Linked DNA regions of Homo sapiens: region 2 is linked to region 1. A link is an interaction called in ENCODE POLR2A ChIA-PET data of the cell type or tissue named here. Cell type or tissue: OCI-LY7. All regions are shown on one strand. Links, peaks and the distances in the headings refer to the core of each region. The heading gives the core; the rest is flanking DNA.

Evidence for each region. Peaks named below come from ENCODE experiments on the same cell type or tissue, not always from the same donor. Only the 100,000 strongest peaks of a DNase experiment are listed, where the experiment ranks them.
Region 2: POLR2A ChIA-PET joins it to region 1 with 11 read pairs; 4 of 35 experiments call an interaction of 5 or more read pairs at or near these places.

Annotation. Positions count from the first base shown.
Region 1 is chr1:9,029,398-9,046,513 of GRCh38, reverse strand. SLC2A5 (solute carrier family 2 member 5) reads left to right here. Exons shown (of 12, transcript NM_003039.3): 5 at 4,577-4,729; 6 at 6,325-6,450; 7 at 6,527-6,714; 8 at 6,852-6,962; 9 at 7,585-7,686; 10 at 8,008-8,083; 11 at 8,490-8,617; 12 at 8,725-11,408. The coding sequence ends at 8,928. Among named protein-coding and RNA genes, the nearest start is that of SLC2A7, 12 kb to the right of the region's middle. RefSeq lists a silencer at 6,318-6,518 and enhancers at 8,730-8,809, 9,250-9,319. In OCI-LY7, for the core only: no CTCF peak of the experiment used is centred there; DNase peaks (open chromatin) are centred at 5,353, 8,903 and 9,593; H3K4me3 peaks cover 1,327 bases; H3K27ac peaks cover 4,382 bases.
Region 2 is chr1:8,799,609-8,813,829 of GRCh38, reverse strand. The region is part of intron 1 of RERE (arginine-glutamic acid dipeptide repeats); the gene reads left to right. Among named protein-coding and RNA genes, the nearest start is that of RERE, 11 kb to the left of the region's middle. In OCI-LY7, for the core only: no CTCF peak of the experiment used is centred there; no DNase peak of the experiment used is centred there.

The DNA of each region.
Region 1 (17,116 bases), core at 3,930-11,929:
GCCAAGGGCGTACTGAGTTCTATTCCTGAAATGCCCACCTGCTGAGCGGGTGCTGACTCGCTGAGTCCTCTCATCTAACAAACTGGGAGGTGTTTTTTCCTAATCCCACTCTGTTGCTTCCAAGCCTAGGCTGCCAGGCTGTACAGTGGTGATTTTAGAAAACTCTCCCATAATTGCTTCACACTGAGGAGAGATGAGGGGTAGAGCCGTGCCAGTGGCTTTCCCTGAGTTGGCATCCTTAGTAGGCAGTATTTCTCACTGCCAGGTGGGGAGAGGCATCTAGGATGGAAGCTCTCAGGGTCCTACAGGTGCAGAGTGGGCCCCTTGAGGGAGCCCCTCCCAGGTGCCTCACTGCCTCCCTCCAGTCACTTTCCCAACATTGCCAAGGAACTCTCATTTGTTCCTTCCAAACGCAGGGATAGGGACAAATGGATAATTTGGCTGGCTGTCCATAAACCCCTCAGCTAGGATTAATTGGCAGTAACAGAGACGTGAAAAAAAGATGAGAAGACATTTCCCAAACAGAGACTAAGTCATGCCAAAGGGAGGATGGTGAGCCCCATGGCAAACTTCACTTAGTGCTCGGCTTTCCCTGAGAGCACCTGGCTGGGTCTCTGCCATCTTTTTTTTTTTTTTTTTTTTTGAGATGGAGTTTCCCTCTTGTCACCCAGGCTGGAGTGCTGTGGCATGATCTTGGCTCACTGCAACCTCTGCCTCCCGGGTTCAACTGATTCTCCTACCTCAGCCTCCTGAGTAGCTGGGATTACAGCTGCCCGCCACCACACCCAGCTAATTTTTGTATTTTTGGTAGAGATGGGGTTTCACTATGTTGGCCAAGCTAGTCTCAAACTCCTGACCTCAGCCTCCCGAAATGCTGGGATTACAGGCGTGAGCCACCATGCCCGGCCGGTCTCTGCCATCTTGCCCTGACCTGTGGGTTTTCTCTGCAGTGGGCTCAACATTTTGAAAAATACATTCCTAAAAGTTGCCACCAGTAAGCAGGTCCAATCACTTTTCTATTGACCATTAACAATACAGAATTGTTTCCAGCAGAGAAATATTAGGCTCCAATAGATAACAAATCAGTTAAAAATCCCAGCCTTTACTCTAAAGTCAGCAGTTCTCAGTTTTTGGTCTCAGACCCCTTTACACACTTAAAATTATTGAGGGCTCCAAAGAGCTTTTGCTCATGTGGGTTACATTGATCAATATTTACTGTATTAGAAATGGCAACCGAGAGACATATTAATTCATTTTTTAAAATAAGCCTATTACATGAAGAGTGGCCTTGTTTGACATTTTTGCAAATCTCTTTAATGTCTGGCTTAATAGAAGACAGCTGAATTCTCAGATGTACTTCTGGGTCAGGTCAGTTGTGATGTGGCCTGGCAAGAAGTCTCTGGAAAACTCCCATATGCTCATGAGAGAGAGAGAATGAAGAGCAGATATCATCTCTGGATTATTATGAAAATAGTTTTGATCTCACAGACACCCTTAAAAGGTCTCGGGATCCCTGGGTCCTCAGATCACGGCTTGAGAACACTGGCCATTAGGGGCATAATCCATTTGCCAACAGTTTTTCACATACCTCCAGCAAGTCAGCAAAGTGGATCATCAAGCTGTGTGCTGCTTAGACACTCATTTTAAAACCACGCATATGGCCGGGTGCAGTGGCTCATGCCTGTAATACCAGCACTTTAGGAAGCTGAGGCAGTTGGATCACTTGAGGTCAGGAGTGCGAGACCAGCCTGGCCAACATGGTGAAACTCGGTCTCTACTAAAAATACAAAAATTAGCTGGGCATGGTGGAGTAGGTCTGTAATCCCAGCTACTAGGGAGGCTGAGGCATGAGAATCGCTTGAACCCAGGATGGGGAGGTTGCAGTGAGCCGAGATCGTGCCACTGTACTCCAGCCTGGGCAACAGAGTGAAACTCTGTCTCAAAAACAAAACAAACAAACCAACACAAAAATAAAACCACCCATATGAACAAGAACCACATTGCTCACTCTAAAATGAAGTAAACAACTACCTTGACAAGGGGGGTGCCAAGATGAGTATGACTTTTACTGGAACATGCTCACAGTTCACTGATTTGTTACTAATCAACTTCTTGGCAGGAAGACTGAAGGTATTCATTGGCTCAGAGGAATTTAAACTTTTTGTTTGTTTGTTTGTTTGTTTGAGATGGACTCTTGCTTAGTTGCCCAGGCTGGAGTGCAGTGGCACGGTCTCGGCTCACTGCAAGCTCCACCTGCTAAGTTCAAGCAATTCTTGTGCCTCAGCCTCCTGAGTAGCTAGCACTGTAGGCATGTGCCACCGTGCCCAGCTAATTTTTTTGTATTTTTCATAGAGATGGGGTTTCACCATGTTGGCTAGGCTGGTCTCGAACTCCTGGCCTCAAGTGATCCACCTGCCTCAGCCTCCCAAAATGCTGGGATTACAGGGGTGAGCTACAGTGTCCAGCAGGAGGAATTTAAACTTCAAAAGCCAGGCCAGGCACGGTGGCTCATGCCTGTAATCCCAGCACTTTGGGAGGCCGAGGCGGGTGGATCACCTGAGGTCGGGAGTTCAGGACCAGCCTTGCCAACATGGTGAAACCCCGTCTCTACTAAAAATACAAAAATTAGCCAGGCGTGGTGGCGGGCGCCTGTAATCCCAGCTACTCAGGAGGCTGAGGCAGGAGAATCACTTGAACCTGGGAGGCAGAGGTTGCAGTGAGCTGAGATCGCACCACTGCACTCCAGCCTGGGCGACAAGAGCGAAACTCGCATCTCGAAAAAAAAAAAAAGCCACTTTGCTCTGATTCTCGTATCAGAACTGGCTGGCTGGGAGGTCCTAGTGGAGTCATTTTAAAGACAAAAATAGAGATTGCTTTCCACCAACGTACAGGTAACCCCATCTCTTCACAAACCTCCTGAGGTTTGACCCTTTATTAATATCCTTCACCAAGATGCTCTTGCTGCTAAGTGGCTCTTGTTAAGTGGTGAGGACACAGCCTCCCACTTCAGCTCCCAGGAGGCCTTCCTTTCCTCTGCAGCCCTTTGCCCTGGGCCTGTGAGGTGTTGCTCCCTCTTCCCACCTAGACATGCTAAGAGCTGCTTTAAAGACTGCCCCTCTTTGCTCTGCAAATGAGGAAGAATCGATATTAATGAACTGTGATGTCTCTTTTCAAATACTGAGCAGAGACATCTGTGGGTAGAATTGCCAAACAGGAAAACATGGCCTCAGGTACCCTCCTATCTCAGTTCTATCAAATACCCCGCCATCAACAGCAGCTCCAACCTCTGCTCACTCCAAACTCTGTTCCTGAGAGCCTCCCTTCAGAGACCCACGTCCCTGAGCCTCCATTTGACTCAGGATTTGGTACCTGATACTTGGACTAGTGAAACTTCCTCTCCATCCCCAGCCTCTGGATGTGCTTTTAGGAGAATTAAATAGGGCAATATATGTGAAAATACTTTGGAAGCTGCAAAATTAAATTCTGCCTATGTTTTTTTAATTGACATCAGGCAACACGTCATTCTATAAAATAGAGTAAGTTTTCCCTCCACCAGATTCAAGTATGATGGGAATATTTACAAGTTTAAATACTGGGGATTCAGAAGTAGTCCAGGCATTACAGAAATCCCAGAAATGCAGATATTCCGTAATATGTGTTGACATTTTAAATGCTTATAGAGACATATAACTTGTTCTTAAAGGTGTATGAAACTATCTCTGCATTGGTTTATTTACTGTTCCTATAAGGTAAAGCTGGGGGCTAGGGGTCCTGGGCCATACACACATACACACACATACACACATGCCATATATATACATACACATACACATGCCCTATACACACACACACACACACCCAGGCCACACACACACCCACACACACACATATATATACACATACACACACACACACACACAGAGGCCATATATATATATATGTACACACACATGCCATATATATATACACACACACACACACACCAGGCCATGTCCATATACACATACACACACACACACAGAGGCCATACACACACAGACATACACACCATATGTAAATACACACAGGCCATATATATCATGCGCGCGCACACACACACACACATATACATATTTTTAGTGGAAACGGTTCCACTATGTTGCCCAGGCTGGTCTCAAACTCCTGACCCCAAGTAATCTATCCTCCCCACTTAGCCTCCCCAAGTGCTGAAATTACAGGCACGAGCCATCACACCCAGCTGCCTTGCCTTTTATGAAACAGACCCTCCTCAAAAAGCAGAAACGTGAGTGGGTCTAGACTCAGGCCAGGGAGCGGGAAGGCCGTAGATCCAGCTGGCCAGTGTCCCCAGATGATATGGGCCAAAGCAAGGGCCCCTGTGCATGAGCTCCTTTGATCTGTTTCTCTTTCCTTAAAGTATAAAGGGCTAAGAATTAAAAGAGGTGTTTGCTTTCTCCTTTGCAGTTTTGAGAGAGTTCTGGCCCAAATAATGTTATTGCTAAGAATAGTATACTTGAAGACAGCTTGTCCCTGCCAGACTAATTTTTTCTGATGGTGTTTCTATTTCACCTCCTCCCAGGTGTATCTTCCAACGTGGTCCCCATGTACTTAGGGGAGCTGGCCCCTAAAAACCTGCGGGGGGCTCTCGGGGTGGTGCCCCAGCTCTTCATCACTGTTGGCATCCTTGTGGCCCAGATCTTTGGTCTTCGGAATCTCCTTGCAAACGTAGATGGTGAGTTCAGGACATCTCGGGAGCACCCCCACCCCTTCACCACTACCCTTGGCCCCCTCCTTGTGTTCCAAAGCCACCACCACAGGACAGGACTTTCTGCAGACTGGTCTCTTCTAACAGGCTGGATGTCCTTGGGGGGCCCATCCTGTCCCGAGCCAACATAGCAGGCCATGGACAAAGGCGCGATAAGGGACTGGCCAGCGTTTACTATCTAGTCCCTCTTAGGAGATGGATGAGGTGGCTTTGAGTGATGGGCTTCCCTGCCTGCTCAGCAGCTGTCCATATGGAGGCCCGTGGCATAGCAATGACAGCCACCAGTGTGCCAGGCTCTGTGCTTGGGGCGGACCCAGCATCAGTTCATAGGACCCTCCCAGCAACGCTGCTGCCTGGGACTCAGTGATTATCCCATTTTGCAGACCAGAAAGAGAAGTACCAGGAGTGAGGGTGGCCTGGCCCCATGGGGGAGGTGGTGAGGACATCCCAGACCCTGCCTCCACCTTCCCCAAGACAGCCTGGGGCCTGGCATGCGGCAGGTGCACAGACACCTGTAACCGGGGTTGTTTTTGCACGACTTTCCCTTTAAACTATCATCAGTCATCCCGTCAGCCAAAACATAAGCCAGTTCCCGCCAGGGTTCTACACACCGTCTGCAAGTCAGTCAAGTGGATCATCAAGCTCTGTGCTGCTTAGACACTCTCTGTAGAAAGTGCTTACCGTGAGCCAAGTGCCAAGTCTTTTTTAGTAACTCATGTATTCCTCAGAACAGCCCTATTAAGCCTGTACCAGTATCATACCCATTTTGCAGGTGCATCACAGGTACAGAGAGATTGGAAGACTGGTCCAAGGTCTCATGAGGATGCAGACCCAGCGGCACAGACCTAGGTCCCTGTTTAAGTACCACATGCTCCTGCCTCTCCTTCACTCCTGCATGTGTTGGGGACACTTACGCCAAGGCGCCGCGTTCTCATTAGGAGCTGGGACCAGAAGTGAATAAGCCAGGTTCCTGTCTCAGGGAGCTCCATAGCAGGACTCAGAACCACACACGGCCCTCTAGGCATTTGTGAAGCTCTGTGCTTCATTTTTTTGCTTTGCCTCTAGTTTTGCCTTTGCAGTACCAATGCAGCCAGCCCATGTGTCCCCTCTATGTGGAATGTTAACGATATTCCCACTGTTTCTGGTGTCCTTTCTGTAATCAGAGCTGCCGTGACCATTCCAGTTCAGGCATCCTGGTGGCCTGGCTTCTCTGGGCATAGAGCTGGGAGTGGGCAGTTGGGTCAGGCCGGGTATGCCCAGCTCCTCCAGCCCCTGCAAGACTGTCCTCTGAAGGACACGGGGACGTTCTCACCAGCACATGGTATTACCGGCCTCGTCGGTGTGGTCTGTCTGATGGGCGCAGGGGTGCGTCGCTGCTGATCCCTGCTGCAGGTGTTTCCCGAGTGTCCACCGTCGGGAGTTGCTGTTCTTAGGGCTGGGAAAGCTGTGCCCTCCTGGAGCCTGCACCCCACTCAGGATGACGGGGCTGGGGCCGGCTCTGCAGAGGGCGCCTTCGGGGTGGTGGGGAGGCCGCTGGTGCCAGCTCGCTGCCTTCCTCCCAGGCTGGCCGATCCTGCTGGGGCTGACCGGGGTCCCCGCGGCGCTGCAGCTCCTTCTGCTGCCCTTCTTCCCCGAGAGCCCCAGGTACCTGCTGATTCAGAAGAAAGACGAAGCGGCCGCCAAGAAAGGTAACGAGGGCTCTGGCGGGGGCGGCCTCCAGGTTCTGCTCCCCAGCCCTGGTCCGACGGTGCCGCTTCTCCCCAGCCCTACAGACGCTGCGCGGCTGGGACTCTGTGGACAGGGAGGTGGCCGAGATCCGGCAGGAGGATGAGGCAGAGAAGGCCGCGGGCTTCATCTCCGTGCTGAAGCTGTTCCGGATGCGCTCGCTGCGCTGGCAGCTGCTGTCCATCATCGTCCTCATGGGCGGCCAGCAGCTGTCGGGCGTCAACGCTGTATGGGCCGGGCTGCGGCTCGGGAGCTGGGGAGGGCTCGGGGGGCGCGGGGCGCAGGTCCTGGGGCGCCGGGCGTGGGTCCTGGCGCCGAGGCCGCCTCCTCCGGGCAGCCGCCCAGCCCCGCGCTTGCCTTGCAGATCTACTACTACGCGGACCAGATCTACCTGAGCGCCGGCGTGCCGGAGGAGCACGTGCAGTACGTGACGGCCGGCACCGGGGCCGTGAACGTGGTCATGACCTTCTGCGCCGTGAGTGTCCTGGGAGCTGCCCACAGCCTCCACCCAAGGCCCCTCGGGCCCCACGCCCCAGCCTCGGCGCCGCCAAAAGGGCAGCCCGTGGCCCCAAAACGTGGAGGACCAGCCGCTACTACAGAAACTCTGTGTGGGAGGTGGCCCCGCACCAGCCCCTCACACTTGGGGCTGCCGAGCCGCACCGGGCCCGGGGCCACCACCTGACCGGGATGTAGGCGTGCCTGGACCAGGCAGCGCCCACTGCTGGGTGGCTCCGAGCCCGGGCTACCCGGAGTGAGGCTCGGCCACCTCGGGATGGGAGCAGGCTCCGTGGGGGCAGCGTCTCCGGTGCATGCAGACATCTGGCCTCCCGAGGGCAGGAATCCTGAGGCTCAGGGTTGTGGGATTAGGAGGCCCTAGAGCTGAGTCTCAAGGGTGGGCAGCTGGGGTCCCGCATCACAGCCACAGCCGACTTCCCGCTGGCTGCCCAAGGGCATGTCTTGCACATGTGAATGTGAGTGTGCGTGCACATGGGTGGGCACCCGGTCCGCCCAGCTCTCCTCACAGCTGCCCCATTGGAGGGGGCTGGAGGGAGGTGAAGCTGGGCCTCTCCCGCCTGAGCCCTGCCACCCTCCTGTAGGTGTTCGTGGTGGAGCTCCTGGGTCGGAGGCTGCTGCTGCTGCTGGGCTTCTCCATCTGCCTCATAGCCTGCTGCGTGCTCACTGCAGCTCTGGCACTGCAGGTGAGGACAGGCCAGGGTCCCAGGAGCCCGGAGCTGCACCAGGAAGACCAGTGCCCCTCCCATCCTGCGCCTCCACCTGCCTTAAAATAAAAGGGGTCACAATGAGCTGTTTTAGCAAATACAACTGGCCAGACATCTGGGGACCGTGTGTCCTGCCAGCTCATAGCCCACGTTCAGCTGATTTCCCAGTGGCTCATCGAGGTGGCACTGCTGGGGGAGGAGCCAGGTGCCATCCTCCACCCACCAGGGCAGGTTGGCCGCCCCCTGGGGTCCCGTCCTAGCTTGTCTGCTCCAGGTGAACCAACTGCTTTCTCTCCACAGGACACAGTGTCCTGGATGCCATACATCAGCATCGTCTGTGTCATCTCCTACGTCATAGGACATGCCCTCGGGCCCAGTACGTACCCAAAGCTGGCCTCAGGGTGTCACAACCCCCCCTGGTCCCAGAAGCTCCGGGCTGGAGCTCCTTAGAGATACCAGGGATGGCCAATGCAGCCTGGAAATGGCATCTCTTCCCCCGTCCACCGCAAGGGGGTGGGTGGCACATAATGAGAGCGAAATGGTAAAATGGTGGTGTGGGTGGGAACACACAGACTGTGCAGGCAGCAGAGTGGGCCTAACGGGTGGTTGCTGGCCTGCCATCCCTGTACACTGCCGTTTGCCCCCTACGTGCTGCCCCACATGCCCAAGAGTCCTGGAGACGCCTCTGTCCTGGGGCCAGCTACCTGGTGGGTCTGCATGGCCAGGCCTGGGATGCTCGGGCCCGCTCTGCCTTCAGGGAGGCTGCTCTCCTCCCCCTACAGGTCCCATACCCGCGCTGCTCATCACTGAGATCTTCCTGCAGTCCTCTCGGCCATCTGCCTTCATGGTGGGGGGCAGTGTGCACTGGCTCTCCAACTTCACCGTGGGCTTGATCTTCCCGTTCATCCAGGTGAGTGGGGCCCGGGGCCCACGCTCACCACCAGATCCCCATGCAGTACAGTGCGAGCCCCTGGGCAAACCACGTCCCACACGTGTCACCTGCCCCTCTTCCCGCAGGAGGGCCTCGGCCCGTACAGCTTCATTGTCTTCGCCGTGATCTGCCTCCTCACCACCATCTACATCTTCTTGATTGTCCCGGAGACCAAGGCCAAGACGTTCATAGAGATCAACCAGATTTTCACCAAGATGAATAAGGTGTCTGAAGTGTACCCGGAAAAGGAGGAACTGAAAGAGCTTCCACCTGTCACTTCGGAACAGTGACTCTGGAGAGGAAGCCAGTGGAGCTGGTCTGCCAGGGGCTTCCCACTTTGGCTTATTTTTCTGACTTCTAGCTGTCTGTGAATATCCAGAAATAAAACAACTCTGATGTGGAATGCAGTCCTCATCTCCAGCCTCCCCACCCCAGTGGGAACTGTGCAAAGGGCTGCCTTGCTGTTCTTGAAGCTGGGCTGTCTCTCTCCATGTTGGCCTGTCACCAGACCCGAGTCAATTAAACAGCTGGTCCTCCACTTTGCTGGTTCAGCCTTCGTGTGGCTCCTGGTAACGTGGCTCCACCTTGATGGGTCAACCTTTGTGTGGCTCCTGGTAACATAACAACAACAGTTACTATAGTGGTGAGATGGAAGGAATCAAATTTTGCCAGAGAAACTAACTTGGTGGCCCCGACAGGTCTTCCGGGGCCATGGGCATTTGTTTAGAGCCAAATTCATCCTCTTACCAGATCCTTTTCCAGAAATACCTGTCTAGGAAGGTGTGATGTCAGAAACAATGACATCCAGAAAGCTGAGGAACAGGTTCCTGTGGAGACACTGAGTCAGAATTCTTCATCCTAAATTATTTTGTTAGTGGAAAATGGAATTGCTTCTGTGTAGTCAATAAAATGAACCTGATCACTTTTCAACAAGACGTGCTGCTGTTCTTTGAGCAAGTAGAAGGCAGGAGGAAGTTCCCTGCTCATTCAGGCAGTGTTTTTTTTGTTTTTATTTTTGCTTTTTTTTTTTTTTTTAAGACGGAGTCTCGCTCTGTCACCCAGGCTGGAGTGCAGTGGTGCGATCTCAGCTCACTGCAAACTCCACCTCCCGGGTTCACACCATTCTCCTGCCTCAGCCTCCTGAGTAGCTGGGACTACAGGCGCCTGCCACCACGCCCGGCTAACTTTTTTGTATTTTTAGTAGAGACTGGGTTTCACTGTGTTGGCCAGGATAGTCTCAATCTCCTGACCTCATGATCCGCCCACCTAGGCCCCTCAAAGTGCTGGGATTACAGGTGTGAGCCACTGCGCCCGGCCACTTCAGGCAGTTTGACTGCACGAGTGTCAGTTCCTTGAGGGCAGGGGCTTGGTCAGTTTTGTTTATGCCTGAATCCCCAGCATCTCGAAGAGGGCCTCTGGAGGCTGAGGTGGGAGGATTGCTTAAGCCTGGGAAGTAGAGGTTGCAGTGAGCTGAAATTGCACCCTATACTCCAGCCTGGGCAACACAGTGAGATCCCATCTCAAAAAAAATTTTTTTAATTGGGCATGGTGACACGCCTTTGGGGTCCCAGCTATTTGGGAGGCTGAAATGGGAGGATCGCTTGAGCCTGGGAGGTCAAGGCTGCCCTGAGTCATGATTGCATCACTGCACACCAGCCTGCATGACAGAATGAGACCTTGTCTCAAATAAATAAATACATGTAAGATTGAGGAAGCTTCCAAATGTCCTCACATATGTAATGAAATCTTGAGGAGTCTTAAAATCTTGAGACTGTGGTGGGGGAGGAAGGGAAAAGGAACAGGGTCTTGATATGGTTTGGCTGTGTCCCCACCCAAATCTCATCTTGAATTGTAGCTCCCATAATTCCCATGTGTTCTGGGAGGGACCCTGTGGGAGATAATTGAATCATGGGGGCAATTTCCCCCATACTGTTCTCATGGTAGTGAATCAGCCTCATGAGATCTGATGGTTCTGTAAGGGGTAAAACCTTTTGCTTGGTTCTCATTCTCTCTTGCCTGCCACCAGGTAAGACGTGCCTTTTGCTTTCTGGCATGATTGTGAGGCCTCCCCAGCCATGTGGAATGGCGAGTCCATTAAATCTCTTTTTCTTTGCAATTTACCCAGTCTCTGATACATCTTTATCAGCAGCATGAAAATGGTCTAACACAGGTCTCTCCCCAAAAATATAGAGAGCTGGAGGTTTTTCTTAGAGATATGAATAAAGGGTGTGAGTGTGAGTGTATGTGCAAAAATATGGATAAAACCTTGAAAGTGCTGAATGGCCTGTAGCAAGAAGTGATGTCTTCTCATAGATGGGTGGCAGAGGCTGGTGGCCGGGAGAGAGAGCAGTGGGACTTGGGAGCACTTTTTGTGGGTATGTAATGGAGATTCCACCAGCAACAAGCTAAACCACTCACAAGCGGGCCCAGAGGAAGTAAACAGAACACTGTGGTTGAACCATCCTTGGCCTTCTGCAGCAAGGATCTGCAGCCTGGAAGGGGCACAGAAACAACCAAAGATGAAGGCTCTCAGAGCTGAGGAGAGGCCAGGTCAGAATATCAGAAGTCAAGAAACTGCAGCACCTCTAACACAGGGGAGGCTATGAAGTTCATGGTTCTGGATGTCTGCTCCCTGGGTTCAAACCTTGGTCCTGCCACATTAGTTGTGCAACTTGGAAAGTTACTTGGCTTTTTTGTATCTCAGTCTTCTCTTCTGTTAAATGGCACTAATAGTAAATGTCTCACATGTCCATTGTGAGAATTAAATGACTTTATATGTTTTTGGTGTTTGGATCAGTGACATGTATTTAGTTTTCTTAGGTACTTTTCAGTGCTTGGGAATAAGCATTAATCTTGAGGACAAATAAACTCACAAATAAGATACAGTGAGAGGCCACTCTGCATGTATACTAGGATTGAGCAATCTAGTAAATGGATGGCAGATGGTGGGGGCCATTTCACAGTTGCAGTGGGAGGTTACAGATAAGCAGGGAGAGAGCGCGAATGATCCATGTGGTAGTAGATCACTCTCTACTCCAAGTAGACTTGGAGACCTTGGTATGAACTCACATGCAGTTTAATATAGATTCAGGCTACATATACAAATATAGATAAGTATCTACACATGGGTTAGTAAAATACAGCAGGAAGAGAGATGTGGGAGTATAGAAGGGAGGTAAGGAATTTGGAAAAACAAGTGTGATTTCTCCAGTTGGAGAAGATGTGATAGGAAAGTGAGGGATGGGCATTCCAGGCAACAGACAGCACAGAGAGGTGTGGAGGCATTGAGGGATGCTACAAGTTATTTGGTCTGAAAGTGAAGCCAGAGAGGTGGCAGGGGCTGCGGGGTGGGGGCAGCTATAGTGGATCCTGTGGGTCCCAGGAGCCAAGTTGAACTTCATTGTCAAGACAACCAGGGGTTATGTGATGACCGAGTTTCCAGGAGCACCTGGCATGAATGTGAAGGGGTGGGGCTTGGATAGGGAGACCAGCTGGTAAATAATGAGGACCCAGCAAAGCCAGCAGTAGTCAGGGCCGAATGTGAGGGAGCATTCAGAGAGTCAGTAGGATTTGGGATCCACTCAGCAGTGAGCAGTCGGGCGTCCCTGCCAGGTTTCTAATATGGGCCAATGGGGAATGGCTGGAAGAGCTGGGTGGCAGGTTTTAGGAGAAGGTCATATACTTTTTGGACACATTGAGATGGAGGAGATCATGGGACACACAGAAGATATCCAGAAGGAAGGTGGCATGTGGCTCTGGAACTCAGGGGAGCAGGGACATAAGTTTGGGGAAACCATATATCTGTAAGCACCTACTGTGTGCCAGGCATGGCTCCAGGCCCTGGGGCCAGGGTTCTGAGTGAGAGTTGCAGTGAAGAAAAGTAGATTAGCCCAAGGGGTGACAGGTGGAGAAGCAGCTGAACAGAGAGGGGAGTGGGGCTGGCTGGGGGGCAGCAGATGCAAATGTCTTGTGGGAGAGGGTTGGCCATGGTTCAGGGAACGATGGGAGGCAAGTGATGCTGCGGCAGAAAGGGGGTTGGGGAGGAGGAAGGGGGCACTAGGTGCCTGGGGGCACTGTGCAGACACTCAGTTGGCCCCCAGGAGCATCAGAGATTCTATTCTGAATGTGTCGGAAGGCCACTGGCTCACTTGAGCCAGAGAGTATCCTGATCTGATTTGCAATTTAAGAAATCATTCCAGCTGCTCTGGAGAAGAGTCTGAAGGAGCCCACGAGACAGCAAGGAAATCAGATCCTTACAAAAGATTCGAGAATAGGTTAAAACCTCGCATTTGCATAAGATTGCCCCAGGTTTGCCAACTGAGAGGATGAAAGGTGAGAGGTGGGCTGGGTGTGCTGGCTCATGCCTGGAATCTCAGCACTTAGGGAGGTTGAGGTGGGAGGATTACTTAAGGCCATGAGTTCGAGACCAGCCTGGGCAACACAGTGAGAAACCCCCACCCCCCACCATGTCTACAAAAAAAGTAAAAATAAAAATAATTAACTGAATGTGGTGATGCACACCTGTAGTCCCAGCAACACGGGTGTCTGAGGCAGGAGGATCGCTTGTGCCTAGAAGTCATGATCACACCAGTGCACTTCAGCCTGGGCAACAGAGCAAGACCTTGTCTCTAATAAATAAATAAATAAATAAATAACTTTTTTTTTTAAGGTGGGAGATGGAGCACCATCCAACAAGGGGCACAGGAAAGCCAGCAGAGAGGACTGAGCTGCCAAGCTCTGCCATTTGCTGAGACTAGAAAAAGAGTTCCCCTTGGATTCAATGACTCAGTGACCTCAGGGAGTGCTGTCAGGGGTAGTGTGGGGGCAGAAGGTAGACTGCTAGGGTGAAGACTACAACTGAGGCAGAAAAGAAAGAATGGGAGCTCTAGTTATTGTTCACTCTTCCTTCCTCCCTTTGCTATTCCTGCTTGAGTGGGTGTTATGTCACTTACAGAACACGTACACATATATAACATAAAAAATAAGTAGACATAGGCCGGGCGTGGTGGCTCACGCCTGTAATCCCAGCACTTTGGGAGGCTGAGGTGGGTGGATCATAAGGTCAGGAGATCGAGACCATCCTGGCTAGCAAGGTGAAACCCCGTCTCTACTAAAAATACAAGAATTAGCTGGGCATGGTGGCGGCACCTGTAGTCCCAGCTACTCGGGAGGCTGAGGCAGGAGAATGGCACGAACCAGGGAGGTGGAGCTTGCAGTGAGCTGAGAGTGTGCCACTGCACTCCAGCCTGGGCAACAGAGTGAGACTCTGTCTCAAAAAAAAAATTTTTTTTAAATAAGTAGACATATATTAGAGGTTTGTAGGCAACATTTTCTTACTGATGGGGAGGCATGATTTTAAAAGTTTGGAGACCACTGGGAGCCAAGCTGCCTGCAAAGATCGGTGAAAGCTGAGGCGAAATGACGCTTTGGGAGAATTAGACAATGTCAGGGGATGGTGATGGCAGCAGCCACTCCAGACGGCTGCCGCTGCCATCACACCAGCTGCAGCAGGGAGGTGCAGCCCAGGCTGCACATTCCATGGAGCAAACAGGAGCTCCCCGGGTGCCACTGCAGCCACCCAAACTGCAGCTATAGACCCTAACCTTCTGCTCCATGGAGGAGGCAGGAGGCCCCCACCGACCCCACCTCCCAATGCAGCTGCAGCCGCCCAAACCATGGCTACAGACTCAGGCATCCCCACACTCTTGGGGACCCAGGAAGGTCCCGCTGCCCTCACAGGCTTGCAAGTGCCTGCTTCTGCTGCCTGGCTTCTCCCTGCTGTCAGCGCCCACTTTGATCTCTGTGGCACTGCCAGGGCTGCATGCTCCAGAGCCAGCAGGAGCTAGGGACAAGCAGGAGCCCCGCCCCTTCTGAGTTCATGGGGGTGGGAGCTCCCCAGGTGCAGCTGCAGCCTCCACCTGCGCCCCCCACCAGATGCAGGCCCTAGGCGTCTCTGCAGTCTGCACCTTCAGGGGCCCGGCAAGGCCTTCCCACCCCTCCCCTCTGTCCCCACAGACTTGGGGATGTCTCCTCCCACTGCCTGGCTTCTCTCCACTCCTGGCACCCACTCCAGTCTCGGAGAGGGGTTGGGGCTGAGCCTGGGCACTGTCACAGCTCAGCTGGGTGTGCATACACCCTGGGAAGTGCTGACATGCCAGCCCCCTGCTGCCTTGGCCCCCTCTGGAATTTGGGCACAGATGAGTGTAAGAGGGGAAGCTTAAGGGGGGCTGAGGGTGGCTCGGTGCTGGCCTACAGGTGCCCCTTACTGCAAGCAACACGGGTGCCACAGACAGCTGTGGGAGGCAGACAGGTTCCTGAGCAGAAGTGGACAGGTCCCTGTAAGACCCCACCTTCAGGCCAGGGAGGGCCTAAAGGCTGGCGGCTGGGCTGCCAGTCCTCCAGACTGGACTGGGGACTTGTGATGCCTTTTCTGGGCCCACCTATGGCCCCCCATGGACCAATAGGCATGTACTTCCTCCCCTTTGAGGTCCATAAAAGCCCCAGACTCAGCCAGAACAGGGCAGAGGATGGAAAGACGACAGGATGACCAGCTGCAGAGAGGAGCTACCCTCTCCAGGGCCTCCTCTCTACTGAGAGCTGAACACTCGATGGGACAATCTGCCTACAGAGAGGAGCTACCTACTGTGGGCCTCCTCTGAGCTGTTCTAACACTCAATAAAGCTCCTCTTCATCTTGTTCACCCTCCACTTGTCTGCATACCTCATTCTTCCTGGATGCGGGACAAGAACTCAGGCAAAGGCTGCCACCGGCCACAGAGGTTTCTGGCCAGAAAATCAACACTTCAAAGATCAGATAACAATGCTAAGTCCCTGTGATGGGATCAAGGTCAGGACACTTGGCAGGTGAGAGATGGAGCTGAAGAGGGTTCAGCTGAAGAAGGTTCAGACCCGTTTGCTCACCACTGTGTCCACCATGCCTGGAACAGTGACTGGCACAGAGTAGGAATTCATTCAGTGCTTTTTGAATGAATGAGTCTTGGTAAAGAGGATTTTAAATGGTTGACAGCAGAGTAAGAAAGAGTGGATCTGGGGAGGAGTTGTCAGCCCCCAGGCGACATGTTCATAAGCCAAATTAGGCAGTTGGAAGGTAGGTTTGACCAGCGTTTTTCACACTTCCAGATGTCACATACCAAAATTTGGTAGACTAACATCGGGCTGCCTCTTTCCATTTTGCAAATAAAAACATTTTTTAAAAACTGGCCAGGTGCAGTGGCTCATGTCTGTAATCCCAGCAGGATTGCTTGAGCCCAGGAATTTGAGACCAGCCTGAGCAGCAAAGTGAGACTGTGTCTCTAATTTGCATATATATATATATATAATTTTTAAAAAATGAACTCCCATCACCAAATTGAGGAAACAATGTTTTAAATAAAGGGCATTTTACTATCTAGACAGGATGTAATCACAGAATAAATTTCAGTCTTTTAAATTGAATAGATTTTTCTTTGTGAAAATCTCACTCCATTGCCCTGTGTCCTGGTATTGCTTAGTGGCTTAACCACCAGGACAGAAACATCAGGAACAAGGGCAGGGCAGTGCATGGTGCACTGGCCATTTCCATTACAGAAGGGCGCTCAGAAAGGAGAGCTGAAGTTCCAATCTGGAATGTTAGTTAGACTGAGTCTTGCCCCCTTCAATCTGCTTTCTCCAGGATTATTTTTTAGTTCCTGCAGGAAGAATGAGAAAGCAGGTAGTTGGCATCCTGACACTCTCATCTGAACATTTCCTTTCCCCTCCTACTACTCTGCAGTGAATTGAGTGCTTTTTTTCTCCCTTTTTCATGTGTTTGCTTTTTTTTTTTTTTAAGACAGGGTCTCACTCCGTCACCCAGGCTAGAGTGCAACGGCACTATCTCAGCAATCTGCAAACTCCACCACTCAGGCTCAAGTGATCCTCCCCCTTCAGCTTCCCTAGTAGCTGGGACTACAGACACATGCCACCATACCCAGCTAATTTTTGTATTTTTTGTAGAGGCAGGGTTTCACCATGTTGCACAGGCTGGTCTTGAGCTCCTGAACTTAAGTGATCCACCAGTCTCGGCCTCCCAAAGTGTTAGGATTACCAGCATGAGCCACCACACCTGGCCCTAACAGTGCTGTTTGAGGGGCTGCTCTTGTCATCCTACATTCTGCACAGCACTGGGACATGCAAGTGATACATACATGGCATCTTCTGTCTTTAGGAATTTACAGTGTAGCCAGGAAGATAAACACCATGCATGCCTTTTCCCTCCTTGCACCCTTGAACTCCAAGTGGGTCACCAGAGCCATCTGTGAAAATTTGGCTAGGGTCCCTGCTCTTACCAGATGTCTTAGTTCATTTTGTGTTGCTATAACAGAATACCACAGAGTAGGCAATTTATAAGCAACAGAAGTGTGTTTGGCTCATGATTCTGGAGGCTGAAGTCCAAGATTGAGGAGCTGCATCTGGTGAGGACCTTCCTGCTGTGTCGTAACAT
Region 2 (14,221 bases), core at 2,617-10,616, 230 kb after region 1:
CAGCCTGGCCAACATGGTGAAACCTCGTCTCTACTAAAAATACAAAAATTAGCCTGGCACTTTGGCGCGTGGCTGTAATCCCAGCTACTTGGGGGGCTGAGGCACGATAATTGCTTGAACTCAGAGGCAGAGGTTGCAGGGAGCTGAGATTGGCACCACTGTACTCCATCCTGGGTGACACAGCGAGACTCTGTCTAAAAAAAAAAAAAAAAAAAGGAAAAAATAGGATAGTAAACACTGTCAGGTCCTGCAATAATTATGTGTAATACTGAACAGATACTGAACAGAAATGTTCCAGGTGCTGTAAAAACACACATATAAGAATATAATCTGTGCCCTTCTAAAAACCTGTATATGCTGAATATTATCATGGATTTAGTAAGCATTCATTACTTAAAAATTAGTTTCAAATATCAGTGATCAAAAAAAATTTAAGTAGTAAAATAAGTTGGACATACCAAGTTCTTTTGAGAGTAGTATGCTTTCCTACTAAGCTACTTTTGGCAGCTACTTTTGCAGTCGATTTAAAGGTTAAGATAGCAGAAAATTCAAATGTTTAAGTGAGTCATTAGTGTAACCTAGCTGTGAACTTCGTTACACACACATACACACATCCTGAAAGAAAAGCTATTGTTTTACATAATCAGTTTCTGATAATGCTGTGCTCTAGTTAATTACGGGATTTCTTTTTTTACTACCAGGAATTCCTCTTGAATGATATTTAAGTGATTGTTGAATCATATTTGTGTGATTGGTATCCTGATAATTATTCTGAAGTTGAAGCTCTCCTTGTCCTATTTAAGTGTGATTTTGCCGAGCCTTTTGGCTTATGTTTGGTTTCTTGTCTAACAGAGTTATAGTTTGTGTGTGTGTGTGTTTTTTTTTTAAATAATGGAGGAGAAATGAGCATTTTAAATATGTGTTAGAACATTGTTAAGATTGCATAGGCCAATTTAATGAACATTTGAACACAACTCAAGTTCAAATACTAAATATATTTACTAGCTTCAAGTTTGGGTTGGAATTGTGATTTGTATAGCTAACTTGTTGGTGTGCCAAGTAATATAAGATGTACTGTGTGTCTGTACATTAGGTAACTAGGTCAGAGAGTACAGTTAATATAAGATGCTTTTTTTGGTAAAGTGGTCTGTGCCAGTGTAAAATTATTATTATTATTATTTTTCGAGATGGAGTCTTGCTCTGTCACCCAGGCTGGAGTGCGATGGCACGATCTCGGCTCACTGCAACTTTGCTTCCCAGGTTCAAGCGATTTTCCTGCCTCAGTCTCCCGAGTAGCTGGGATTACAGACATGTGCCACCACACCTGGCTAATTTTTGTATTTTTAGAAGAGACAGGGTTTTACCATGTTGGCCAGGCTGGTCTTGAACTCCTAACCTCAAGTGATCCACCTGCCTTGGCTTCCTAAAGGGCCGGGATTACAGGCGTGAGCCACTGCACACGGCATATTTTTAACTGGTAAAATTTGCCAGTATGTCAGCAAGTGTGAGCAATATATTTAACTGTGAAAATTTTCCTTATATGGTTAGTTATAAAATGATGTGGCCTCTAATTCATAAACCACTCGGTATTTGAGGAATCCTCATACCCTATTTGTCTTGGGTATTTGCATCAGAAGTCGAAGCCATGGGTTTTATCTTAATTTTAAAGTAGTTATATACATGACTTTTAAGGACTTTGGTTAGGCTGTTTTTCATTGCAAGGAACAGAAAGTCTTCCGAGTCATCTCAAGTTGGGGAAAAGTAGAACAGAAATTTAAGCCGTACGAGCCAGGCCTCACCTAAGAACAAAAACCCCAGGTCTGCAGTGCCTCATACATACTGGAATACTGTCAGGGATATGGGTCCCACCCAGCTTTAGCGACCAGATACCTTGTTGCCTCCTCAGCAGGAGGAGTTTGTGGCGCCTTACCCTAGTGCCATGGCCCTGTATATGAATGTCCAGGCTGTGTGTTGCAATAAATATACCACCCCAAAGGGGACAATATTAATGTGGTTGGCCTGGACTAACCTTAAAAGAGAGCTTGTGAGGAAGCATGGCTGTGCAGCATCTTCAGACAGTCCTGCAGCAGCAGGGCAGAGCTCCTCCTACAAAAACCCATTCTAGCTCACGCAGCCATGCACACACTTAGCAGAGCATGCACGGACACATTCATTGGCACCTGTATATGTTCCCTAGGCTCCCAGAAGTCTGATTCTTTTTTGAGAGAGGGTCTCGCTCTGTTGTTCAGGCTGGAGTGCAGTGGCATGAGCATAGCTCACTGCAGCCTTGAACTCCTGGGCTCAAGTTATCCTCCCTCCTTGGCCTCCCGAGTAGCTGGGACTGGGACTAGAGGTGTGTACCACTACACCTGGCTAATTTTTTTTTGTAGAAATCAAGTCTTGTCATGTTGCCCAGGTTGGTCTTGAAGTCCTAGGCTCAAGTGATCCTCCTACCTTGGCCACCCAAAGTCCTAGGATTACAGGTGTGAGCCACCATGCCCAGCCAAAGGTCTGATTCTTGACCTTCTTCCTGCTTCTGGGGTGGGAAGCAAGGGAGTACAGTGATGAAGGCACTCAGTGTGTGTGGGGTGAATACAGTTCAGGGGGAGTGTGAGCAGATGAGCATGTGGGCATATGTCTGTCTGTGTGAACTGCCTGGGGAGGCACTGGAAATGTTCTCTGGCAGGACCTGGCTATGCTGGGGAAGTATATCCACACAAGTGGATTCTAGGCGTGAGCCACTGCGCCTGGCGGCTATTGTTGATTTTGATAGCTTATTCTAACACCTTATTTTCCTTCAAGAGACTTCATAGTCATAACTCGTAGTCAGTTATGATCCTTTTTTTAGGTGGTATCACTTTATTACATTTGTCTTATTCTCCTTTTATTTTCTGTGACTCTGCCCGCCTACTGACTACCTGTCTACCTACCTGCCTACCCAAGTCAGTGTTTCCCGAACTGTATTTATGGCTTCCTAATATGCTGCAAGTATTTTAAGTGTGGGGTGAAATACGTTTATAATGCACATGAGCTCTTTAAAGCCTCAGAAACATTTTATACTATAGAGGGTTTTTGTTTTTCATTTTCCTCCCTTACCCCAAAGAATACCTGTTTCTTTCTCATGAGATACTCATGGGATAGATACTACTATTCTAGTTTAATAGAACACAGTTTGAGATGCACCTGTAAAATTAATTTTTTTTAATTTAAATTTAAATTTTTTGAGGAAAGGTCTTGCTCTGTCATCCAGGTTGGAGTGCAGTGGCGCAATCTCTGCTCACTGCAGCCTTGACCCCCTCGGGCTCAAATGATCCTCCTGCCTCAGCCACCTGAGTAGCTGGGACCATAGGCATGCACCATCACACCTAGCTAATTTTTGTATTTTTTATAGAGACAGAGTTTTGCCATGTTGCCCAGGCTGGTCTTGAACTTCTCAGCTGAAGTGATCTACCCACCTTGGTATCCCAAAGTGTTGGGATTACAGGCATGAGCCACTATGTCTGGATTTATTTTATTTAAAAATAACTTTAGGCCAGGCGCGGTGGCTCATGCCTGTAATCCCAGCACTTTGGGAGGCCAAGGCGGATGGGTGACCTGAGGTCAGGAATTCAAGACCAGCCTGGCAAACATGGTGAAACTTTGTCTCTACAAAAATACATTTGCTGGGCACGATGGCGGGTACCTGTAATCCCAGTACTCGGAAGGCTGAGGTGGAAGAATCGCTTGAACCCGGGAGGCGGAGGTTGCAGTGAGCTGAGATCGCTCCACTGCACTCCAGCCTGGGCGACAGAGCAAGACTCTGTCTCAAACAACAACAACAACAACAACAACAACAAAAACAAAAACAACAAACTGTGCTCAGGACACAGTGCCTGAAGTTTTTTTGGTTTGGCCACTTTTATTTCCTACCACTTAAATACCTTTTCTTCAGTTCTTGTTATAACCTTCTCACTCATTTGATCACTTCATGTCTTGTATTAATGTTTATTACTTCCATTTATATTTTAGAGATAATTATGTTCTCTTTATTAGATTATACATCTCTTGAAGGCAGAAAGTTTTCCTGTGACTACAGCAGTATGTGTGTTCACACTTAAAATTAGATGTATTCTGAAAAACATTTTATTGACTCCAAGATGCCATCATTTGTAAAATGAATTATTATTTTGTATACTGCTAAGAATGAAAAAAATGCCAGTTAACCTCTGTGAGACCTTTCCTAATTCCAGTGGCATACTATACAAATGTAAAACAAACATTATGAGTCTTAGAGTCATTGAAATATGGTCCATCTATTTAGGCTGACTTTCGTTTCACAACTGTCTGTTCCCTGGAAAGCATGTCTGAAGAAAGATTTTAAAGCAGATTATTGTCTCTTGTAGTAACATTATTATAGGTTGCATTCCTGCCTAAGGACTTAGCATGAAAAATCTTAGCTACAGCCAACAGAGATGCTACCATAAACCTATAGTAATTATAGTTAAATTATGTTCTACTTCCTATGGAGTAGGGATAATCATTATGTATTTTGGTTTGTAATATATGTTGTATATCTATAATATACACAAATACTACCTTACTGTATTATCATTTTGACCTAAAATGTGCTGAGTTTATGTTAAATATTGATGTTCCTCATGATTCTATCCATTAACCTCTCCCTCAGTACTTTTTTTTTTTTTTTTTTTTTTTAAGACAAAGTCTCGCTCTGTCGCCCAGGCTGGAGTGCAGTGGTGTGATCTCAGTTCACTGCAAGCTCTGCCTCCCGGGTTCACACCATTTTCCTGCCTCAGCCTCCTGAGTAGCTGGGACTACAGGCGCCTGCCACCATGCCTGACTAATTTTTTGTATTTTTTAGTGGAGACAGGGTTTCACCATGTTAGCCAGGATGGTCTCAATCTCCTGACTTCGTGATCCGCCTGCCTTGGCCTCCCAAAGTGCTGGGATTACAGGCGTGAGTCACTGCACCCAGCCCTCCCTCAATACTTTGTTTAAACACCAATTTGGTCCAGCCTCAAATTTTGAAAATCTCTCTCTGGAGATGCAGATCTGTGTTGTCTTTTGCCTCCTTGAATATCTTTTTGGCCCTAAGTTTCAGAACTTACCAAGCTGTAGTATTTGTCTACCGTTAACTAACTATTATGCTATTGCAGAAAAGTTGTTAAGAGCTCTAGACTCAATCTGCAGCCCACTGCTTATTAACTCTGTGACTTCGGGCAGGTTATTTACCTTTCTGGGTCTCAGTTTCCTCATCTGTAAAATTGAGATAATAATAATACTCGTGGGTTTGTTGTGAGGACCAAAGTAATTAATTCATATAAAGTATTTAAAAAGGTCCCTGGCACATAGTAAATGGTCAATAAATATCAGCCTCTTTTTATTATTACTGTTATTGTCATCTAGAGATCTAGCTTTCCAGTATGTTCTCTTTGTTGTTTATAATAATCAGGAGATCTGCAGGAGACAATGGGTGAACTCTAGATGGTTTGAATAGATTCTCTTTGAGGTACCAATTCTAAAATGTTTGCTATTCCTTGAATATAGGAAATGCTAAAAACAATATGTGATTAAATACCAAGTGAATAGAGTAATAGTACAGTTTGAAGTTTGGGGTGTTAATAAATGATCAGAATATCATGGCTTAGCTTCCTGAAGGAGGTTTTTTTTTTTTTTTTTTTTTTTGAGACAAGGTCTTGCTCTGTTGCCCAGGTTCTAGAGTGCAGTGGTGCATGATCACGGCTCATTGCAGCCTCGATCTTGAGGGTCCAAGTGATTCTCCCACCTCGGCCTCCCAAAGTGCTGTTACTACAGGTATGACCCACCACGCCTGGCCTCTGAAGGAGATTTATATAAGTAGAACAATGGCAAGTAGGAAATTAGAAGTATTACTTTATTATTAATTTGGGCTTTTGGCCAAAATACCAATGTAAATTTGTGTAGTAAACAGGGTGACATCATATTACTTAAGCTCCAGGACTAGTCAAGGGCTCTCTCATCCTCCTAAATTTCACTGTCTTACTACTCTTTGGTTGATGGCTTTGCAGAAGACCCCAACAATTAGTCTTTTAGAGTGTGTAAGAGTGAAATGACCAAGAACAAGAACACAAACTCTTACATGTATGTGACTTTTTTTTCTATCTTGCACTTGAATCAAGATTTGTGTAACTTTTAATCTTCATTGATCTTCATAGTTGTACACAGGGTTCAATCAGTACTGTGGACTCTTGACCCAATCCGATTAGTGTTCCATCCTCTTAGAGAGATTCAAGAAGAAAGGCAATTGAGGGAAAGAGCAAGACCTCTTGTTGGTCTGGCTTCAAATCTCTAATGAGGTTGATGTAATGGCCTGTGAGGAGTAACTAAAAATATTTGGCTATCTGCCTAAGCAGCCCTACATTCTGACATTTTTCAGTATAGTCCCTGGGACTGGGTGGGGGGCGGCGGAACTGCAAAGTATTTTTCAAATTTAAGGATAAAGCTGGATGTGGTGGCTCACAACTGTAATCCTAGTGCTTTGGGAGGTCGAGGCAGGAGGCTCCCTTGAGACCAGGAGTTTGAGACCAGCCTGGGCAACGTAACAAGACCCCCGTCTCTGCAAAAAAAATTAAAAATTAGCCAGGCGTGGTAGCACGTGCCTGTAGCCCAAGCTACTCAGAAGGCTGAGGCGGGAGGATTGTTTGAGCCTAGGAGGTCAAGGCTGCAGTGAGCCAATATTGTGCCATTGCTTTCCAGCCTGGGAGACAGAGTGAGACCCTGTCTCAACAACAACAAAATGTAAGGATAAGAGAACCCCATAAGGTACAGTTAGGGAAAGATATCTTGTGATAAATAAGATTTGCCATGTGGAAAACTGACCCACCATCAGTGATAACTGCTATGGCATTTTGGTAAGATGCTGATGCTAATTTTGGTAACAGGAGTGTCATCTTTGAGGAATATGATTATGTGTGATTATATTAGCAGAGCAAAGCTGAAGTCTAGTCACATTGTACTCTCATATTGTAGCCTGAAGCAAGAATATGATGACAGCAGGGGAGTGATGAACTTGGAGGCTAGAGAAGAGGGAAGCAGAGGCTTCTACTGCCTCGGCTGCATTGATACTGGCTTGCAAACTCCCGGAGGAAGAGGCCCATCATCTGCTTTGGTCACTTCAGTGCACCTTGCTTGCGAAGAGTACAGTAGGCATTCATTTGTTAAATGAATGAATAATATTAACGTATGGTATTATTGAGGTAGAGATAAGGGAGATTTGGCTTAATCGCTTGACCCCAAGGCATACTTAGGAAGTTATTATTATTATTATTATTTTTTGAGATGGAGTCTCCCTCTGTCACCAAGCTGGACGATCTCAGCTCACTGCAACCTCCGCCTCCTGGGCTGAAGCAATTCTGCTGTCTCAGCCTCCCAAGGAGCTGGGGTTACAGGCGATCACCACCACACCTGGCTAAATTTTGTATTTTTAGTAGAGATGGGTTTTGCCATGTTGTCCAGGCAGGTCTTGAACTCCTGACCTCCGGTGATCTGCCCACCTCTGCCTCCCAAAGTGCTGGGGGATTATAGGTGTGAGCCACCGTGCCTGGCCAAAAAATTATTGATAATAACAATTTTATACCTCAAATATAGTGTAGAAAAAACATTTTAGAGCTTAGTTATTTGAATAATCAAAAATAAGTTTGTTGGCCGGGTGCAGTGGCTCATGCCTGTAATCCCAGCACTTTGGGAGGCCAACACGGGCGGATTGCCTGAGGTCAGAAGTTTGAGACCAGCCTGGCCAACATGGTGAAACCCCATTTCTACTAAAAGTACAAAAATTAGCTGGGCATGGTGGCGAATGCCTGTAATCTCAGCTACTTGGGAGGCTGAGACAGGAGAATCTCTTGAACCCGGGAGGCAGAGGTTGCAGTGAGCTGAAATCGCGCCATTGCACTCCAGCCTGGAAAACAAGTGTGAAATTCCGTCTCAAAAAAAAAAAAAAAAAAAAAAAAGAAGGTTGTTTTGTTTTGTGATGGAGTCTCGCTCCTGTTGCCCAAGCTGGAGTGCAACCGCGCGATCTTGGCTCACTGCAACTTTTGCCTCCCAGATTCGAGCAATTCTCCTGCCTCAGCCTTCTGAGTAGCTGGGACTACAGGCACACACCACCATGCCTGACTAATTTTTGTTTTTGTTTTTTTTTTTTTTTTGAGACGGATTCTCACTCTTATCGCCCAGGGTAGAGCGCAGTGGTGCAATCTCTGCTCACTGCAACCTCCGCCTCCGGGATTCAAGTGATTCTCCTGCCTCAGCCTCTCAAGTAGCTGGGACTACAGGCGCCTGCCACCATGCCTGGCTAATTTTTGTATTTTTAGTAGAGGTGAGGTTTCACCATGTTGACCAGGCTGGTCTGGAACTCCTCACCTCAAGTGATCCACCTGCCTCAGCCTCCCAAAGTGCTGGGATTATAGGCGAGAGCCACTGCACCTGGCTTAATTTTTGTATTTTTAGTAGAGATGGGGTTTCACCATATTGGCTAGGTTGTTCTGGAACTCTTGACCTCAGACAATCCGCCCACCTCGGATTCCTAAAGTGCTGGGATTAGAGATGTGAGCTGTTGCGCCTGGCCCCCCAAAATGAGTTTATTTTAATCCTAGTAAGTTTAAACTATGTATTCAAAATTATTTAATAGCTGGGTATGGTGGCGGGCATCTGTAATCCTAGCTACTCGGGATCCGGGACAATCGCTTGAACCTGGGAGGCCGAGGTTGCGGTGAGCCGAAATCACGCCACTGCACTCCAGCCTGGGTGACAGAGCAAGACTCTGTCTCAAAAAAAAAAAAAAAAAAAACCAAAAACAAAACAAAACAAAAAAAATCATTTGAAAAAGTAAAGTTTAATAAATATAGTACTCTTTCTCTATAATTTTGCCGTGTGTTAGATAGGATTAGATTCAGCAGTGAGTGGTAGAAACCAAAAATAACAATGGCTTAAACAAGATAGAAGTTTCCTTTCTTTCATGTATCTCATAGACAGTCCTGAACCAGTATGCTACCTTCATGCTCATTAGGGGACCCAGCCTTCAACATGTAACTCTTTCCTTTTTGTCAGAGGTGGCTTCTCCACTTTCTCACATCAGTTCTGCATTCTCACCAGCAGGAAGGAGGAAAAGGCAAAAGCTGGGCACACTCCCTTCTTGTGAAGATACTTTCCAGAAATTGTACATATCGCTTCTGCTGTGTCCCTTCGATTATAACGGAATCACAAGGTCACACATAACTGCAAGAGAAGCTAGAAAGTATATTCTGTGCTGGAAATTACTATGTGCCTAGTCAAAAATCAGGGGTTCTCTTACTCTGGAGGAAGGGAAGAATCAGTATTGCACTACATCTGGCAGTTTGTGCCATAAATACCAGTAGAATGGCTAATGTAGTATTAACACATTTGATAATTTGACAGTATTATTGTAATCCTTCAGTATTATTTGTAAGAATAACCCCCCACCTCCAGTTCAGTATCCAGTATAGAATTTTCACTGAAATTTGTCTTGATCTAACGATGGCTTCAGATTTTTATTGCTGGGTAAATTTTCTAACAAGATGAACTGCCTTCTGATTTGAACATTCTGATCTTGGTAGCATAATCTGCCATGTGTACATATATATATTTTATGTGATTCATTATTGTAGGAATAATTACTGAAATTTCCTAAGTTGTTATACACTTAGGATTATACACATATGATTAAAGACCTTGTTGAGACTTAATTTTTAACATCTATAAACTGGAAAAATGTGCAGACATCTTGTTTCTATTAATATATTGAGAAAAGTTTTCATTAATATTAATATTTCTTAGGAAATCTAGCTTTATAAAACATCTACATGTTTCTTTCATATTTTGGTTGGAATGGTTTAGCACCTTTGTTTGCATAGCTTAGTGAGAATTTAGTCTTTGTGGAATCCTTAAACACTTTTGACGCTACAGAAACTTTAGTTGGCTGGGCACAGTGGCACATGCCTGTAATCCCAGCACTTTGTGGGGCTGAGGCAGGCAGATCACTTGAGCCCAAGAGTTTGAGACCAGCCTGGACAACATGGCAAAACCCAGTCTCTAAAAAAAAAAAACAAAAAACCAGGCATGGTGGTGTGCACCTGTAGTCTCAGCTACTCGCGATGCTGAGGGGGGAGAATTGATTTAGCTTGGGAGGTCAAGGCTGCATTGCACTTCAGTCTGGGCAACAGAGTGAGACTCTGTCTCAAAAAAACAGAAAACCAGACCAACCTTCCCCTTCAAAACTTTAGTAACTTGGGATTATATGTAGCCTTGGAATATTTATTCTGTGATGGTCGATAATGAACAGTGACTTCTTTTTTTTTATTTTTATTTTTGAGACAGAGTCTCACTCTGTCCCCAGGCTGGAGTGCAGTGGCACAATCTTGGCTCACTGCAACCTTCACCTCCCGGGTTCAAGCGATTCTCCTGCCTCAGCCTCCCGAGTAGCTGGGACCTTACAGGCATGTGCCACCATGCCCAGCTGATTTTTGTATTTTTAGTAGAGATGGGGTTCCACCATGTTGGCCAGGATGGTCTTGATCTCGTGATCCTCCCGCCTCGGCCTCTCAGAGTGCTGGGATTACAGGCGTTAAGTCATTGCACCTGGCCGAACAGTGACTTCTTTTCACAGCTCAGATAGTTTTATACAGTTTATCTTCCCATGTATTGAACGTCATATTTTGCCTCAGCATGTAAACTGTGCAATTGTGTAATTGTCATAAATAAATTTATTTTAAAATATAACTTATAAATTCTTTTTGTCAACTTAGTTCCAATGTCCTGAATGTGTTAAGAAGTTGCAGTGTCCAAGGACTTCTTAGAACCCATAGTTATTGCCTTTTCAGGAGGCATACCAGGGCCCTGGGCAGCTGGATGGAGAGGGAAGGATCTTACCTTTCGTACTTTTCTTACATAGCGTTTGTTGCAGGTAAACAAGACCTAATTCAAATGAATGCATACTAAAAGCCTGTTTTTTTTTAACTTTTAGATTCTTGCCCCTTTCTTTTTATTATATGCTTTAGTGAAATACAAGTTTAATTAATGTAGCAAAATAGGGCATACAAAATGACCAAGACAGAGATTGTGCCCATGATGATTTTCTCATTAATGGGAAAGATGAGACATGTACACAACTGAGTACTAGGTAGAAGAAAGTGCCTCAAAAGGTGTTGATACTGTGGTTTAAGAAAGAGAATCAGCTCTGGATGGGGGCATTAGGGAAGATTTGGTGTAGGAGTTGGTGTGTCACCTGTGTTTTGAAGGATTGGCAGGATTTGGACATGTGATAAGTAGCTAAGAGGATTTGAGGCAGGAAATTGCATGAAGCAAAGGCACAGAGCCTGGAAAACTTGGGAAATGGTGAGTACTTTTGCTGCTTCTATGATGGGGATTATTAAATTGTGTTTCAATTTTCTTTTTAAAAAAGATCTCTTTTAAAATGTTTTATAGCAGATGCAGGCAGGCGTAGTTTTTTCAACTCAGGTAATTTGTATTTGAAGCTGTAGCGGGTAGCTGTTCAGACCACATAGTAAGAGCATTTTGGAGAGGGAGTCCTTGGGACTGGTTTCTCAAAGAAGGAACAGACTGGTTTGGCCAGAACCATAGAGCACTGGAAAGATAGGTTGGGATCATAGCATAGGCTGATTTAACACCAGGGTTAAATGACTTTATTTGATAGCTTCATGTGTTCAAATGAAATACAAATTATAATTATAAAATTAATATATACTCATTGTAATCACTTTCACACAATTCAGTATTCCTCCAGACATTTTCTCTGCATATATAAGCATACTATAGATAGTATCTTGAATTTAAAAAAATTCCAAACATATTTTTCAATTCAATACTTATAACTCAGGTTTGTTTTTGAAAACAACTGCATAATCGGACGCTGTATGGATGTAAACTTCACTTTTCCCATTGATGGACAGTTAAATTGTCTCAGACTCTTTGGTTCGCATCCTCATATCTGTACTGTTGTACTATTGTACAAGTATGTGTATAGGATAAGCTCTTAAGTAGAGTTGCTGAATCAGTGGGTTATGTTTACTTTTTATTTTGAAAGCTGTAAATAAATTGCCCCCAAAGATATGCCTGTGTATGCACAGAATATTTTAGGGTTTTCATTTCCTTCTCACCATCCCTGGATATTATGAAATTTTATAATCTTTGTTAATCTGATAGGTGGAAATGTGTACAATGATATCTTTTCATTAAGAACATTTTTTTTTTGGCCAGGCGCGGTGGCTCACACCTGTAATCCCAGCACTTTGGGAGGCCAAGGTGGGCAGATCACCTGAGGTTGGGAGTTCAAGACCAGCCTGACCAACATGGAGAAACCCCATCTCTACTAAAATTACAAAATTAGCCTGACGTGGTGGCACATGCCTGTAATCCTAGCTACTCAGGAGGCTGAGGCAGGAGAATCACTTGAATCTGGGAGGTGGAGGTTCCGGTGATCCGAGACTGTGCCATTGCATTCCAGCCTGGGCAACAAGAGCAAAACTCCGTCTCAAAAAAAAAAAAAGAACAATTTTTTTTGAGACAGGGTCTTGTTTTGCCGTCCAGGTTGGAGTGCAGTGGCGCGATCAGGGCCGACTGCAGCCTCAACCTCCTGGGCTCAAGCGATCTTCCCATCTCAACCCCCTCCAGTAGCTGAGGCTACAGGAATGCACTACCACACCTGGCTAATTTGTGTATTTTTTGTAGAAACGGGGTTTTACCATGTTGCTCAGGCTGGTCTCGAACTCCTGGACTCAAGCACTCCACCTACCTCAGCCTCCCAAAGTGCTAGGATTACAGGCGTGAGCCACCATGCCTGGCCTTACAATTTTTTTGAGACTGAGTCTTGCTGTATCACCCAGGTGGAGTGCAGTGGCGCAATCTCGGCTCACTGCAACCTGCGGCTCCCAAATTCAAGTGGTTCTCCTGCCTCAGCCTCTCGAATAGCTGGGACTACAGGCGTGTGCCACCACACCCAGCTAATTTTTGTATTTTTAGTAGAGATGGGGTTTCACTGTGTTGGCCAAGCTGGTCTCAAACTCCTGACCTCAAGTGATCACACGCCTCGGCCTCCCAAAGTGCTGGGATTACAGGTCTGAGCCACCACTTCTGGCCCTTACAAAGTTTTTTTAGAGACGGAATCTCTCTTTCTCAGGCTGGAGTGTGGTGGCGCAATCATAGCTCACTGCAGCCTCTTAACTCTTGGGCTCAAGTGATCCTCCTGAGTAGCTGGGACTACAGGTGTGTACCACAGTGCCTGGCTCCTACAGTATCATTTGAATTTGCATTTCTTTGACCATGAATGAAGTTGATGATCTTTTCATATATCAGAATTTTAAGATATACTTTCGTGGTCTCTCAGTCATAGAGACAGGTGGTTTATGTTATATGGAATACTTCGTTCTGAGTGTCATTTATTTTTAAAACACATTTAAATAATAAAAGCTTCATTGAGATTGGTCACATGCTATAAAATTTACTCTTTAAAGACTGCAATTTCTGGATTTTAGTCATTTAATTTATGTATTTTTTTTTTTTTTGACGTAGAGTCTCACTCTGTAGCCCATGCTGGAGTGCAGTGGTGTGATCATGGCTCACTGCAGGGGTGTCCAATCTTTTGGCTTCCCTGGGCCACATTGGGAGAAGAAGAAATATCTTGGGCCACACATAAAATACACCAACACTGGCCAGGTGCGGTGGCTCACGCCTGTAATCTCAGCACTTTGGGAGGCCGAGGCAGGCAGATCACCTGAGGTCAGGAGTTCGAGACCAGTCTGGCCAACATGGTGAAACCTCATCTTTACTAAAAATACAAAAATTAGCTGGACGTGGTGGTGGGTTCCTGTAATCCCAACTACTTGGGAGGCTGAGGCAGGGAGAAATTGCTTGAACTTGGGAGATGGAGGTTGTGGTGAGCGGAAATTGCGCCACTGCACTCCAGCCTGGGTGACAGAGCGAGACTCCATCTTAAAAAAAAGCAAAAAAACCAAAACCAAAACAAAACATTAACACTAATGATAGCTGATGAGCTAAAAATAAAAAAAAAAAATCACAAAAAAACTCATAATGTTTTAAGAAAGTTTACGAATTTGTTTTGGGCCTCATTCAAACCTGTCCTGGGCTGCGGATTGGACAAGCCTGGCTTACTGCATCCTCAAATTCCTGGGCTCAAGCGATCCTCCTGTTTAAG